Regions from separate parts of the Mus musculus genome. Here region 2 is linked to region 1. Evidence: chromatin loops called from intact Hi-C (ENCODE). Cell type or tissue: left cerebral cortex. All regions are shown on one strand.

Region 1 (8,000 bases):
CCAGGGCCTTATTTCTTACTATTTCTGTGTCTTTGAATTGTGCCTTTCATTCATTTACATTGAGGTTTGATGCTAGGCAAAGTCTTCCTCCTGCCACTTTGTTAATCGCTCTCCAGTTGATGGTTGAGCCTTTACTCCTTTCTTCCTTTCGTGCCTACCCTTCTGACTTGGCAGTTTCTGTGGTGCTAAACTTGGATTCTTCTTACTTTCTCATTTACCTATGCATTGTGGATTGATGTCTTGTGGTCATCATTGAGCGTGTACTGATAATGTAGTTATTATAGTTATCATCGAGTATTTTAAGTTTATTGTACAGTAATTTCACTTGCATTCAGACACACACTTCAGCTGTTTATCACCCCATCTAAAATGTACACGTTTGCAGTCACAAGCTCTCTATTTCCTAGTGCCTTAACTCCACATCTGGCTACAGTTGTTGTTGCCTAGAGATACTAAAGATTTATACAGTACCATTGTAATCAGGAGCTATTCTGAACTTGAGTTTGACTGTGAACTTTCTCCAACTAGTGAGTTTCACACCTTCATGTGGTTATGTGTTTTCACGATAATAGTTACTATTGTCCTGTTCTGGTGCTGGAGCGACCTTCCCAGGCGACTAGGATGCTTTGGCTGCTCAGAGCAGCCATACTGGCTTGCTTTTCCTTCATGTTTATACACCTCAAGTCCATCAGTCAGGAGAGGGAGCTTGGGGTAGTCTCCGTTCCTCACTCATCATGAACACACCTAAAGCTCTGCATATGCACGTGGCTTTCTATATTCCCATTTATGTCTGTATTTCCAAAGCCCCCTGTGGACATCTCTGTCTAATTCTTATTTTTAAAGTTTTTGTTAGCCTACTTTGTTCCATCTGTTATTCACTGCCTTGGGCATGTTGTTAGACAATTGCTGTTGATTAGTTCTAACAAATTCCCACAAGCAAAGGGCAATCTGTATTGGTTGAGCTCTGAGTCAGGTTAAAACGAAGAAGAATTTTTCCAAGCCCCATCTGACATGTACAATCTGATGTCTGCCTCTTTCTGTGGCTGCTGCTGGTTTTACATCACAATTACTCACAGACTATTGGTTGTCAAAGGTTTCTATGAAGTCAGAAACTGTGAGTACAAATGGGACAAGCTAAACGCTGACCAAACTCACTCTTCTTTCCCCCATTTAAGGCACGTCTACTTGTGCAAATACTCCATGCACTGGTGGAAATCTTTCGCTGTTTTTTTTTTTTTTTTTTTTTAGAAATCCATCGAAGTGGATTCTGTTTTCCTGAGTTCTCCCTGTTGCCACGAAGAGAGATACTTTAAGATATAAGTTATTTTATTCTTAATAGAAACTTGTGGTGCTTTGCAAAAGAGGTGAAATTTGGTCCAGCCGAGGCTTTGCAGAGCTGTGGCCAGCCTGGCAATCAGCCTCTCGCAGTCCTGGCAATGAGAGCTGCTGCTTAGTGAGGACCTTAGTTGCTGCTTAGTGAGGGCTTGCTGCTGTGAGCACACAGACGTCATAATTTCAGTGCCTCGGAAGTTTCTCTCAAATATACAGAGAGCACAATTCATGTTTTAAGAACAAAGCAAAACAGGTGAGCACCATGATATTTTTGAAACAGCACACTGTCAACATCACAATATACAATAGACCTGGCCAAGGACGTCTTTGTGGAGCCCCCTCTCCCCACCCCCCACCCACGTCATTAAAAACACATGACACATCAAAAGGCTTTAATATTTATAGAATGCGGCGATTGAAAAGTTACAAGTGAAAACCTCCTTGATTATAAATAATTGACTCTTGATTTATGTATTTTGCTAACAGAAGAGTTGGCATGTGGATTGCTGTGTGGTTTCCCCTTCAAATGGCACCTAAGGTTACTCACAGATACAACTCCAAGTCTTGTAATCTCAGAGGAGTTGGCTGGTAGATACACATTCATGGATTGGAAATCTCCACTGGAGATAAGAATGTTCTGAAGTTGAGTGATGTACTTAAATGTGCAATTTCCTGCAGACAGGGCATCTGCTTTCCTCTCTCCACTGCTCACTATTTATTGCTTGAACAAAGCTTCCTTCCTTCCTCAAATCCCTAGCTTACACACACACACACACACACACACACACACACACACACACCCTGTTAGTCATTCACCAGTTGAGGAACATGGCAAGTAACTTCACCAAACAGATGAATCTTACATTAGTCATCCTTGTCGGAAAAAGAAAAAAAAAAATTCCACCAAAGCTACTATAAGTATTGGGTGGAATTTTGATAAGAATCAAGATGTATGCAGTTTCAAATTGACTACTCTCAAATATTTACACCCAGTGATCATGACTGAGATCACCAATAATAGACATTGTAGTGGCATCAGAAGCCCTTCTATAGGGTGCACTGGGAAGGACACATCTTTTACTGCCCAGCGTGTACAACATCAGACAAATCATAAGAATATGACAGAAAAACTTAATCCAAGTCTACAAAAATAAGCTCTCAGTGTGCATCAGATGTGTCAAAGCTACAGAGACAAAGACTCATGGAGCAGAAAAAAACTAAGGAGAAATAGATCTAAATGAAATGGGGGTGGTGGTGAGTGGGTCCTTGGCAGGATACTGAGCCAGGATAATGGAGGGAAGAAGAAAATTGATGACATTAAATGAGGGCATAGTTTAGCAGGTAGTGTTGTATCTGTGCCTGTTTAATTGCTTTGATCATGACGCTAAAGATCGAGTCTTGACATGAACACCGAAGAAGAGCTGTCAGCAAATCTTTGTAAGATTCCTACTACTTCTGTAAGTCTAAAAACAGCTCCAAAGCAAAACCAGAAGAAAACACTGAGCAGTGAGTGGCTGTGTCCATTTTCATCATCTCAGTGGGCTTTTATTCCTTTAGGATTTTTTTTTGCCATTGTAACTTACAAATTAATAGTTTGGGGTTTAATGAGACTATAACCGATGTAGACTTAGGATTGGAGCAAACTGAGAAAGTGAGGAGGAAAGCGCAGAGGCAGCTCTGTATTCTCAAAGTCTCACCATACTCCTTCAAAGTCTAAGTTACACCCTGCTTTGTGTTTGTGATGCATTACACACCGATGTTGCTGTCGAACTGACATGGTTTCCAATGGATGTGGGATTTTACTTGGGGCATTTTTCTTCTCCCTGTTGTGTGGAATAGAAGCCCTGGCTGTTTAATCCTGCACATTTGATGCTGTAGCTGGAATTCTTCCTCGGGGACTTCCGAATCTATTTCCTATAGATCACTTTAAGAGCTTAAACACTGGGAATTTGATTTTGTTGATTTCCCATAGTTAAGAGATTTGGGGATACAAATGCAATGGAGAAACTTGGAATAATAGAATGGTCCGTGTAACCTCAGATGAGCCATGGACATGGGCAGTTATTGGTATGGCTTGGCTACTATGATCTGAGTCTGTGTCCTCAAAATCTGTTAGTAGCTTGGTCTATGTGATGATCCTGAGGTGAAAGGATGTTGCAGTGGAGGACATAGCAGGTGGCAACTACCTTATCATTAGTTGTGCTGGCTCCTGTGGGATTAGATTAGTACCATCAGAGTTAGTGCTTATAAAAGGAAGTCAGCTTGCATATTTGACCTCTTTACCTGGTTAGTTTTCTTTTTTGCCTCTCTACCATGAGGCCACACAGTCACATACTTGCAACCAAACAAATTACTTTGTAACTTTTTGTAGCCTCTGGCGTTTATATTGTAGCAAGACAGAATGAACTAAAACACTTACAAAGCACTATTCATCTAATCAATGGGTGTATGCGAACCAAACCCGAGCTTCTTGATCTTTAATGTGTAAAAGAATCTACTGTGTTTTGCTAAATATAAAGGTGGCGAGCCCATGAGTCACTTCTAACAATCTCCCAGGTGATGCCTCTAATTGTTGGTCCCCGTTAGTCCTGGGATGCCGTCTTGAAAGGAATTTTACTTTAAATAAGGGAAATATTAAGTACCTCAGTATGGCTTGATCATAAACATATGAGGAAATGTTGGCAATGAAGCGGACACTCTGGGCCCCGAAAGGCTGCCTGTGATGTCGAGTCATTCAGCTTTGCCTTAAAGGCAACCTGAAAACCAAGGAGCCTGGATTCCACTCCAGTTTAGGCTAAGCCAGTTTAGGGCAGATGTGTGAACAACCTCTAGGAATGCAGATCCCTGAGGAGGAGCTGTGGTTGCCACTGGCAGCAGGGGGCGCTCCACCACAGCATTTCCAGGCCTGCTGCATCTGATTTGAGTCAACTGCGAGGCTGGTAACCTGTGAATGAAATGGGATTTAAAGAAAAACAAATAAATAAACAAAAAACCCACAAACCTGAGACAGCACAGGATAGCGTGGCGCCAACCCACTGTCTTCAGGTGTTTTTCATGATGAAGACTTTAGGTAAGTTGCGTATTTACCTGACAGCTGTGCTGGGTTTGAGTTAAAGTGAATTCCGAAGTCATATGTAAGACTCAGTTAAGAGCACTTTGCAGTGATTATACTCCTTAAAATAACTCAGGGCTGTGCCAGCGGCGATTGACTTTGGCACTCCCTTGCTTTGAAAGTTCTGCGTCTCCAAAAATGATTCATTGCTGCAAAAATGTTTTACTAAAGAAGGCCTGCGGTGGTCTTATTATCAGTGGGGAAACTGAGACCCAGGAAAGAAGTGAATTACACTTAAATCTGTGGTGGGATTCCAATCAGCAGCTCAGCTTCCTGATCTCTGAAGCTTGGCGGACCTCCTGAGTGGGCTGCACAGCTGACTGACACCCCAGGGCCCTTAGGATGGAGCTAGGGGCCACAGAGCGACCCACCTAAGTCTGAGAGAATCGCTAGCTTTGGAAGGCTGGTCCAGAGTCCCCACCTTAGCCTTCCACTGTCCTGCCAAGTGAAACCATGTTAGCTGTCTAATTTAAGTCAACTACTAAATGCTTGCCTGCAAACTGATTCTTTTGATTTTTCTTTATTTTGTAAACTAAAAACTAGGACATACTGATGGGAGAAGAATTTCAAAACTATAGGACCATATAAGTAAAAAAGTGAAAATCACCTCAGTGTCAATTTTCATTCATATCCTGTGCTCCATGGTTAAATACCTAAAAACTATATAAATTATATAGTATATTTTACAAATATACATATGCGTACATATATATTATAGATCTTTGTTTTAAACCTTTAGAGGATGAGATTTAAGTGTATACAATTTGATCAACCTGTTATGTCAGGAATGTTTTTATATACATGTTACACACACACACACACACACACGCTCACATATTTAGGAAGAAAGGGGTGATTTTGCTGAACACTAGGAAATAAGATTACGTAATTCACACTATGGCTTCTAATTTTCATTTATATATATTGTAACACATCAGGATGAGGTTTTGATTTTTTTTTAAACTTCTTGATTAAAAGCATGAGATTCTTAGCTGGGTACAGTGGCTCACACCTGCAGCCACAGCACTGAGGATCAAAGCAGGTGTTGCAAGTTCGAGACAAACCATGGCTATGTGTAAAAAAAAAAAAAAGTGTCTGAAAATATAAGCAAAAACAAGGGACTCCTAAATCCAATATTTGGATGATAGAGTATGTGCTGGGCCCTCCCAGCCTTCTCTGCACACACACTTAGCATCATCATGTCTGCTGAGTTTACACAGACAAAAAGAAGAGAACTCGGTGTTTTCCTTCTAAATGGTCTTGACAGAGCAATCAAAGTGCTCAAATTGTGAGTGCTTGATTTTTGCTTTGTGAAGACTGAACATTTTAATCTCTTACTCCCGTGACTCTGGATTATTTTATGCAACTTGTTTTTAATCACATTTAGGTGAAACGAGAGACACAGCATCTTCATAGCATGTGCTGGCCTGTGGCACTTAGTTCTCCCAAACACTCAAAACAAGTCAATTGAACATACTGACAAGTTGGAGCTAGGTAATAGAGCTAGCCTTGTCAGATCTTCCTCCAGGCTCCACCCAAAACTCCCACCTAACTGGTCCTTTCTTACAACATGGTCTCAGCCTTAATACTGAAGAATCCCACGAAGCTGGAGACTATATACGGCTGACTAGACCTGGACCCAACTGTGCAGAGTGCAGCTGGTTCAGGACATCTCTGACTTTCCCCATGGACTCGTAACACCAGCTAACAATGGATTACATGAAAGCTGTGTGATTATGAGGGACCGAGTATGCATTTTTCCTGGAGGCATCTGTTCTAGCTCCCTCCCCTCCCCCCTCTTAAAATAAAAGGGGTAGAAAAAAAATACAGGGGAAATGGCTGTACTGACTTTTCCCCTGAAAAGCAACTTCTAAATTGTGCGTTCTTCTTGAGAGTTCTTCTATGCTCATCTTTAAAAGCATGATATACCCATCTCCCTCAGTCCATCGGTTTGATGTGGGTAACTGAAGTCACCCTGGTGCCAATCCTCATGTGGTACAACAGGTTTGAGAAGCCGCCTATGACTGCTTTCAATTTCAGCTGAAGTTCCTTACAGAACTAGCTAGCCCTGGAGGTCATTTGTCTCTAGTCCAGAGGCAGTGGTTTAATTATTCTTGGCTCACACTAGACTTGGAAGGGAACTGAAGCATCAGGTGGGGGGGGGGAACCCTCCATACCCACACAACATGAGAAAGAACAAATAAATGTATAATGGTGTGGACAGATCTCATGGAGACAAAACTGAGCGACTGAAGTTCAAGGACAGGTGACAGTGACCTAAAGTGACAGGAATATGCAGGGAGGTTGTTATATGGAAGGATTATTGCTTTCAAAAGAGATGGTGGGGAAAAATGTTCCAGGTCCTATTTTGGTACTTATTTGGCAGAGTGGATGTAATATGTGACGTCATGGAGTAAAGACCTCTGCACATTCTGCTCTGTGTGTGTGTGTGTGTACGTACATATATGACACCTCGTGAAAGTCTTTTTTTTTTTTTTTTTTTTTTTACAAAGAAAGCTGTGGATTGAGCCATGAGCCATGGGAAGAAAACTATCGTCATGCATGTGATGAGTCAAAATTCAGCAAACAAATGCATACGATTTGAGGAAAGAATGAAAAAGTAATTAACATTTAAAGATAATAGCAAAGCAAGAGGTATCTTTTAACTCCAGCAGTAAGCTAAACACCTAACACAGGAAGAGCCCATGCTGTGGACACTCACTCTCGATATCTGCACTCGAGGTAGTGTGGACATGTCACAGAGGAGTTTTTGTACTTAGAAATGCTGCTTCACGAGCAGCAGACAGTGGGCAAGTGTGGCATCTTCCTTAGTAAAGGTGGGGTCTTACCCAAATCCATGTGACAAGCAATAATGAAGAAGACCACATACAACCTACGGGTGAAGGGCAGTTGATCACTTATACCCAAGAGCCAGAGAAGATTCTACATCCAAGATCTGTCCCAGGAAGACTTCCTTTCCCTCCTTTCTCCTTCTAGCCACAATGGTTCATTGTGCTAAAATGTTCCCCACGGACAGCTAGCTATCTTCACTTGCTTGAAAGATTGTTCTGTGTTACCGAGTGGCATGGCAGGGAATCACTTCATCGGGTAGGAGGCTACTTTTATTCCCTCCTCCTCTGCCCCTTTCTTCAAAACCCTGGCTTGTCTGTTTGACACAACTGGCAACTGTTTGGTGTTATGGAGACACAACCTTGCTTTGTTGTGGAGACTGCCCTGTCAGGTCTGGGCACTGTGGGTGAGGGGAGATCAGAGAGTTGGAAAGACTGCAGGGATGCCCAAAGATATGCCTTGTCTTGACACAGGGGAGGTCCCACCCACCGGCTGATGAAAGATAACAAGTCAGTGTTATCACAGGAGGGAGGGGCTGTTGTTTGTCACTGTTGTTCATCGTGCTTCATTTGAGATAGTTTCACTATGTAACTAGGGTGACCTGGAACTATGTTTATAGCCCAGACAGACTTCAGATTTGCCACCCTTTTGTCTCAATCTCTCAGGAGCTGGGATCACAGACATGTATCCATACACTCAGTTTCCT
Region 2 (8,000 bases), 520 kb before region 1:
TGGCCAGGTAAACCTGGGGTCTCCAACTCTTGAATTTGTTTGATTGTTTTTTCAGATGGCAAGTTTGGTGCCTACATGCAGGTGCACATTCAGAACGATGGGCCTGTGACTATAGAGCTGGAGTCCCCTGCTCCTGGAGCTGCTAGCTCTGACCCAAAGCAGGTAAGCCTAGAACCTGGAGCCTGCCAGTCTGGAGGGTATAGATAGGTAATGTGCCTTGACCTAATCATTGTCTCTGGGGAAGTCCTCATCCTGAGGTGGAGGAAACCCTTCATGGCTGCAGCCTCACGTCTATCTTACTTTCTCTCTTCTCAAGAACTCCTGAGCATGTCTCTGCTCCACCGTGTAGACAAAGTGTTCTTAGAAGCGTCTGTTCTTCTAGTTCTTGGGCTAGGTGTCATGTCACCCAGTTGCCACTGGGTGGCAGCAGAGCAGCGACCCTGGCTAGTGTACCCAGTGAGAGTGGTTACCTGGATTGGATTTTGTCCAAGGTGTGGGTGGTAGATGAGCCACTCAAGATTCTTTATAAGTCTTCATTTTTCTAAAGCAACATCTGACCTGGATTTACTGCCAACTCTATAAGCATTCAGGAAGAATGTAATTAAAACAGAGAAAAGGGATGTGTAATAGTCTTGCAAACTTATGCTGTCCCATTGTGTTTAGCATATATAAAAGCTTTAATTAATCCACTTGATAGAGACATGAGGCATGGCAGGCTGTGGAACTAGGCCTGTTCCTGCTCTTCCTTCCTAGCATCGTCCCCTTCCTAGGATGCTGCAAAGTGGAACGATGAGCTCACGTGGGGGATGCAGGATATAAACAAGGCTGAGTGCTGGTGTGGAGCCATTGACACTTTGTGTTGGCTGAGAGGTAGGACCATGTCTGCATGGCATTAAGCTTCAAAAGTGGAACTGAGGTTGTTGCTATTACTGACACATTTCATCTGTCCATCCATCTGTCCGTCTGTTTGTCTGTCTATCTATCTATCTATCTATCTATCTATCTATCTATCTATCTACCTACCTATCTATATGAATGCTCAGTCTGCATGTTCATCTGTATACCAGAAGAGGGCTTTGGATCCTAGTATAGATGACCATTGTGTGGTTGCTGGGAATTGAACTCAGGACCTTTGGAAGATCAGTCAGTGCTCCAACCCGCTGAGCAACCTCTCCAACCCCTACTGATAACGTTTTAAAAATCACAAACAATCTACAGGGAAATGTAAACTTTGAGATAATTTGAGCCTCACAGGAGAGCCCACAGAACCCTGCTACAGTCTTTCCTGGCTTTCCTAGTTTTGATGTATTATTTAGAGTGATCACATACTGAAGTTAGCCCTGATCCAACACTATTAGCTACATTAGAGCCTTATATGAACTCACTAGCCCGCCCTCTCCCTCCCTCCCTCCCTCCCTCCCTTCTTCCTCCTCCTTTCTTTCTTCTCTTCTCCCTCCTCCTTTCTTTCCTTTCCCATTTTCCGTTCCTTCCTTTTTCTGACACAAGGTATCACTTTGTAGTCCAGGCTGGTCTTGAACCCAGTCAGTCTCTTTCCACACTCTTCTAAGTGCCAGGATTATAGGCATGAGCAGCCAGTGCTCAGTTGCTGTGGCTGCCGCCTCTGCTGCTTGGCTAGATCTTACAGGAAGGCACCACATCCTGTAGTCTAACTAGTTTTTGTTTTAGCTGTGCAACATTGCAAATTCCATTGCATTACAGTTGTCATTTCTCTTTGTTTTGTTCAACCTGAGTCAGTTCCTTAGTCTTTCCTGTGTTTCACGACCTTGACCCTTTCTGGAATGCTGTTCGGTAGACCTTTTCTCAATTTTGTGTCTGTGGTTAGAGCAAGGCACTGTGGTGTGGTGGGAAGAGCGGCTGTCCAAAAGCCATCTTGTTCTCTTCTTAGGGCATCATCAGGCAGTATGCATGCGACACCAGTTTGTCTCACCGCAGTCATGCTAACCTTGCCGCCTGGTTACAGTGGAGTCTACCAGATTTCTCCATCCCCCCCCCCCCCCCCCGGCACGCCCCTGGCTTTCTTCTGGTCTTGGCAGACAGTTCTCTTTTCTTTGCAGAGAAAGAGGTCAGCAGATGGCATCAGCCCGGCTGCTCCCCACTCCCCACTTCAGTGTAGCAGCAAAGCTTCCCTTCCTGGGCTGAGGCCAGAGCCAAAGTGAAGACCCCTGTTCAGACCCCGTAGGAGCTTTCCTTCGTACCACGTGGCTCCTCAAGTAGCAGCCGGCCTTTTTTTCATGGGTAGTGCCTTTGGAAATCAGGGATTACTTAATTAGGGATTCCAAACTTTCTGATGTCCCTGAGAAATAAGACAATAAGAAAAAAAAAAAAAACCCAACCATTTTCAAGGTGGTGACAGAATAGAGGCTCCTTGAATATAGACCCTTGGTGGTGGCACAGGTCACATCCTGCCCAGCCAGTCTGGCCTGGTTTTGACTCCCCCTTTCCAGGCTCTCAGCAGCCTCACTTAGCTCTCTAGGGCCTGCTTACTCATCATCTTACTCTTCCTGGCCTCGCCCTCCTCTGGTGCTAGGAATTCATCCCACTGTCTCATGCACACTAGGCAAGTGAGTGCCCTGAGCCATTCTGGGGCCTCTGGGGCATCTGTGCTTCCTGGTCTACAGTGGGCGAGTCCCTCGGCATCTTCCTTCTGCTCTGCCCTCGGGGGCTTAAGGTCCCCACTGACCTCTTGGTTGTCCCGGTGCATGACAGCTTTCGTGTCTCTTTCCCTCGTCCTCCCGGCCATTGCTGCCACTATGGTCTGCTTGATCGCGGAAGCCAGCGGAGCCGCAGCTTGCAGGGTGGCAGTCTCTCTCACTTTTCTTTCTGCTCCTGCTGTTCCCTTTGGCTTTATGTGATTGTTGTCCCATAGTTTTGAGGAATTATTCTGCTTTAACTGTATTTTGGGAAAGTTTTAGGTTGGCTTTTTCATTCCATCTAAACTATTTTAAAATGGCATGTTGTATACCTGTAATATCCCATAAAACTAGAGAAACCTGATGAGCCTCAAACATTGTTCTTTAAACATCGGAGGAAGTTATATTAATTTATTAGGTTAAAGAAGACTTTATGTAGTCCTAGAGGTCCTTGCTGTTAAAATTCATGTGTTGTCCAATTTCACATCTGTAGCTTTTCCTGACCCTAGACATTCATGCAGGTTTCCATCCGTTGGCTCTCCAGCAGGTGGCAGCCAGTGGGCACAGAAGAGCCAAGGTGACCATGGTGCCTTCCTGTGCTGTGGCCTCTCTGCCTTTCCCTTTCAGCTAGACGGGCTTCTCTTGCAGCAGACAGTGTCTTGGCTTGCTTTCGTGTAGATAGGAAGAGCACAGCCAAATTTGTCTTACTGATAGAAAGACATGTGTTTCTGTCAAGTAAGCTTTTAATCCTAAGTGTTTTACTTCCTTACTATATTCCAAATTCTACAGTTGTATTATGGAAAACCATTCATTTGGCAAGTTTCAGTGTTACAGAAAAATGGTTCTTTTGGCCAGTTTCTAAGAAATGTCAACTCTGTAAGCCATCTGTGCAGATGAACAAGGTGTGTTTGTATGCAAGCCTGTGAGTGCCTATGTGTGTATGAGAGTGTGAGGAGGGACAGACGTACTGCCTGCCACCTGATCCTCGCTCTCAGACATGGATCTAGAGAAAGAGAAACCAGGAAAGTCAGAGACTATGAAAGACGTTTAGTCAGCATAGAACACAAGGAATGTGACAGCCATATGGCTCAGACACTTTGGTGCCTTCCCAAAGCATGTAGCAGACAATCCTAGTATTTTCTGTCAACAAGGCTGGAAGGCTGTACCTCTAGGGCCATCCCGCCCATTCTGCGTGCTCTTGCGAGCTTTCTTGGTGCAGAACTCAGGCATGTTCTCTCTCCAGCCCAAGAAGAAGCCAGCCAGACCTTCCTGGTTCCAGTGGCAACATCTTCTCCGAGGAGGGGTTTCTCTCCACCCTTCAGGGCAGTGGTGCCCTAGCCACTGTCATGCTGTTCTACTTGTCACTGTCTTCCTGCTTCTCTGCTTAGCCCCCTTCTTCACCACTCCTAAGGTGTACACCCCTGCACGAAATGTGCTCAGAGATGTGTCATTTGAGTAGGAACAGCGTCTTGTAGGCTGTGGACTGTGCTGTCTGTGAGTATCATGATGCCAGTTATTTATTTAAATTATTGTTATTTATTTAAATTATTAGAAACATTTATTACATTGAATACATAGCTGAAATATAAAGGTTTCTTTAAAAATTCTTTGATAATTTCATATGCTCATATATTGAATTTTATTTTTTTGTTCTCTTCTCTTATCTATTTTCTTCCCCCAGTGAAAATTCCTTTTTCCGACAAGCTTCTTGTCTAGTTTATTATTATTTGTATGTGCACGCGTGTGTGCCCGTGTGCATGTGTGCGTGTGCATGGGTGTGTGTGTGTGTGTGTGTGTGTGTGCGTGAGATGCACTGAATTTCCTTACAGCTGCTTGCACAGGCACGGGTGAGGCATTACTTACTGGAGCATGGACAGCTTATTCTGACTAGAAATGACACACATGCCTTTCTCAGCCACTTGTCCTTTCTCCCTCAGTGGGGGATGGGACCTCATGAGCTCCTCCCCCACCGATTGTCCTGGTTCTAAGAAGGCTACTGCCACTTCTGCTACTGAGCTGGGCCAGTCTCTCAGGGAACAGGAGGCTCAGCTGACCTCCCTGACGGAGAGAGAAGGGATTCTTGGTTGTTTTCAAACTTGGGCTTCAAGCGCAGGCAGATTCTTGTCTTCAGAGGTTCTAGTGCTTCATCAATAGGCATTGAATGGATGGAGACTGAGCTGGTAAAGTAACCAGCGGTTGGCTTGCCTTAGCCAGAACTCTGCCTACTTCTGGGACTAGGCATTGCAGCATTTGTGTCTTTCCTACAGTCACATCAGCAGCTTGCCTGACCGTTCTGTAGGCTGCAGTTAGGCGGATGATATCCTGTGATGTAAGAAGATGCTGGAAGAAGAGCATCCATCCATCCTTCCTTTGTAGGGGGCATTTGCCCGGGTCTCAGGCTATGCGAGCTGAGCGGGAGCTGCCTCCCTCCTGTGGGAGCCTGTGCTTTCCTGTGTGCTGTGGCTGTGGGAGAACAGGGTTCTGGGGCTTCCTGATGTTTACCTGTGCATGGTTGCAGGTGCATGTCTGCAGACGCCTAGATGGTGGGAGATCAGCACCCTAGCCCAGCATCCCTGAGGTAGACACTTGTTCTGGTTTTAATCTTAAGTGACCTTTCCTGAGTGGGGGCTACTTCCCTGACACTCACATGGACGAAGTGACATTATGTAAGAGCAGGTGGGCATTTCTCCTAGCGAGGCAGCACATTGGGTAATGGAAGGGTTCTTTTCTGGGGTTCAGAGCCCTCCTATTTAAGAATATGGCTAGGAATTACTTATGTGCTCATTTATTTACTGTGGTTGAAAGCCTGACTAAGTAGAAACACTGGAAGAAGCTAGAAAAATGAACCTCTAACACACATCTTTGCACTAACTCATGTGTCTATTGACAGATCACTGTCAGGAGCTGACTAGTGCAGAATGGTGCCTCTAACTCCATGAAGCTTTTAACTTTATGCTTCTTTGAGTAATGCTGTTGCTTTAGCTATAACTTCCTCTCTGTGCTTACCAGCCAGTGTCTATCACTGTGCCTGGACCTGGGAGGGTGGAAACAGACACATTTGTGGTATCTGGAGGATCTGGAGGGAATTTGTAGGGTGCAGCAGGGGATGGAAAAGAAGTCCATTTGGTGTTTCTGCTTATCCTTCTGTCTCTGTCGACTGGAGCAGCCTTTAATCAGTGCTGTGGAATTCAGGTGATACAGAGGACAGACAGATAAACACATATGGCTTCTGCCAGACAGCCTGATGCAGGTGTCCACACAGCTTGCCATTTATGGAGCTGCAGATGAGGGACCTATCTAGTGAGAAGCTCTATCACAAGGAATAGTCATGTGGATGCTGGCCTTTTCATGGAAGGAATGCAGATATTCCCCTTTCTGCTGGTTTTATGTTTGGCTCTAGATCAGAATCTCCCCTGACACCGGCCAGTTCCAACAGGCTCGGGTACTTGACTTGCTTCAGTAAGATGTTTGCAGGTCTGGTTGCTGACATGGGACTTGGGTCTTACCACTTCTCACAGTATTGTAGTCTGTTCTGTCACATTAGTTGGCTGAAGAAATACTGGCTGAGTTCGTTTTATTTCTGCTTCGGTTGCTCCTCCATTATACAGTTTGTGTTGTTGTCATGGTCATTGTTCTGGTGACACTGGTTTCTGGGTTCCAGTCTATGTTGAAGGCCTCCCACCAGGGTGAGACAAGGATTTGGCCAGACCTCTCTCACATGTGGAATCCTGCCTGGTTTCTGGTTCTCTTGGTTTGAACATCTGCTTTACTGTGAGTTATGAAATAAAAACAGCCCTGTGGGGAGTGGTTTGGAGAGTGAGTGGGTGGGGCTCCTGAACTTCCTCATCTCTGCCCACTACTAGCGGCAGTCAGGTGTCCCAGGCCTTGTCTAACACCCGCCAGAATGCCTAGCCCATGAATGGAAAGGCCGGAGCCCACCACATGTCTGCAAGCAGGCTCTCCCTTCTGGTGGGGACTTGCCAGGGCTCCCCTTTCTTTCAGTTCTTTAACTCATTTCCATGTGGGCGGTTGTCCTGAGTCAGTACACTGCAGTCTTAAGAAGCCTTCCCAAGACACATGTGACTGTGCCTCTCTGCTTGGGAGCCCATCGATGGGTGGTCGGATCAATTGACTTTCATCTTACCGTCTTGAATCTATAGCCTGCGCTATCAGAGTTGTAAAACTTGAAGAGTTTTTCCTTGTGATGGGAATTTGGATGGCAGTTTTGAAACTGTGATTCACAGCCCTGTCTCTGATACGTGCACAGTTTCTAGTTGCACCAAGCCAAAGAATCTATTTTGCTCTAAACCAATCTATCAGAGCACAAATGTATTAGTGACTTAAACTTTAAGCACTTAATTTGTTCCTGACACGTTTGTGTGTCGGGAAGATCTGGAGAGAAGTTTTATTTTGTAGTTGGGCAGAGCTTTTTCATTATTTTGGGAGCTGGTTTCATTTGTGGTAGATGAGCAGTGACCCCTCACCTTGCTTACACGACCTGTCAAAGATTATATCATCCTTTTTGATTCTAAGAATTGGTCAATTCTGTTTTCCCCCAGGGCTTATGTTTTGAACATAGCAATAATTTCATCACAGAGGCTCAAGATTTTAATTGTGAATCCTTAACTTTTAAGTGATTTATCAGGAGTCCTAGGTAATTGTAAAAAACGTTCCTCCATCCAGTTGTGTTTTGTGGGATGGTGTTAAGTATCTCAGCATTGGAATGTGAAGAGTGCTCTGGAAGTGATAGAAATGCAGCGTTTACTATGATTGCTTCAAGGATGTGCTTAATACACAGAACACCCAACTACATAAAGACCTTGCCATGATAATACATTTTGAGGGCAGTGTAATGATTGAAAAGGCATTTGCTATTTTACATTTGCTATTAGCTAGCCAGTCTCTAAGAGGTTAAATTGGGCGAGTGGGGTCTTAATTGGCTCAGGTGGGCTTTTGAGATGCACAAACTATTTTGAGCTCAGCCTCATGGTGTGTGTGTGTGTGTAGTTTCTGGAAAATGCTATGGACTGGGAGCTGCAGTGTGTCTCTCCTTCAAAGTCAGTGTGAGCTGGTGATAGCATTCCTCCAGGGGTGGCCTGAGGACTCCTGCCATACAGGTACCCAGGGTACTTGCTAAAATGCATAACTTCTGGGCATGTGAGGGTGTGGGGTGAGGAAGACGAGTAGACTGCCATTTCTAATCATGTTCTCCACCAGCACATGGACATTTGAGAGCAGCGGAACCGCAGGGAATCTGACATTGCCATTTCCATCTGGTTCAGGTGTTGGTTTCCTCCAGGCCAATCCCTCCTCCCTCTCAGCTGCATGGTATCTAAAAATACTCTGCAA

What was found. Hi-C counts contacts between places; a loop is a spot of excess contacts. Peaks named below come from ENCODE experiments on the same cell type or tissue, not always from the same donor. Only the 100,000 strongest peaks of a DNase experiment are listed, where the experiment ranks them.
Region 2: it touches region 1 in a loop (2.3-fold over the local background); 10 of 42 quality-filtered maps call a loop at or near these places.

The regions. Positions count from the first base shown.
Region 1 is chr2:145,157,087-145,165,086 of GRCm38, forward strand. No RefSeq gene overlaps it. Among named protein-coding and RNA genes, the nearest start is that of Slc24a3, 6.7 kb to the right of the region's middle. In left cerebral cortex, a CTCF peak has its summit at 4,208 (motif pointing right); DNase peaks (open chromatin) are centred at 2,116, 2,506 and 4,209.
Region 2 is chr2:144,635,703-144,643,702 of GRCm38, forward strand. Dtd1 (D-tyrosyl-tRNA deacylase 1) reads left to right here. Exons shown (of 6, transcript NM_025314.3): 4 at 56-162. Among named protein-coding and RNA genes, the nearest start is that of Dtd1, 40 kb to the left of the region's middle. In left cerebral cortex, CTCF peaks have their summits at 420 (motif pointing right) and 3,182 (motif pointing right); DNase peaks (open chromatin) are centred at 434, 3,318 and 6,561.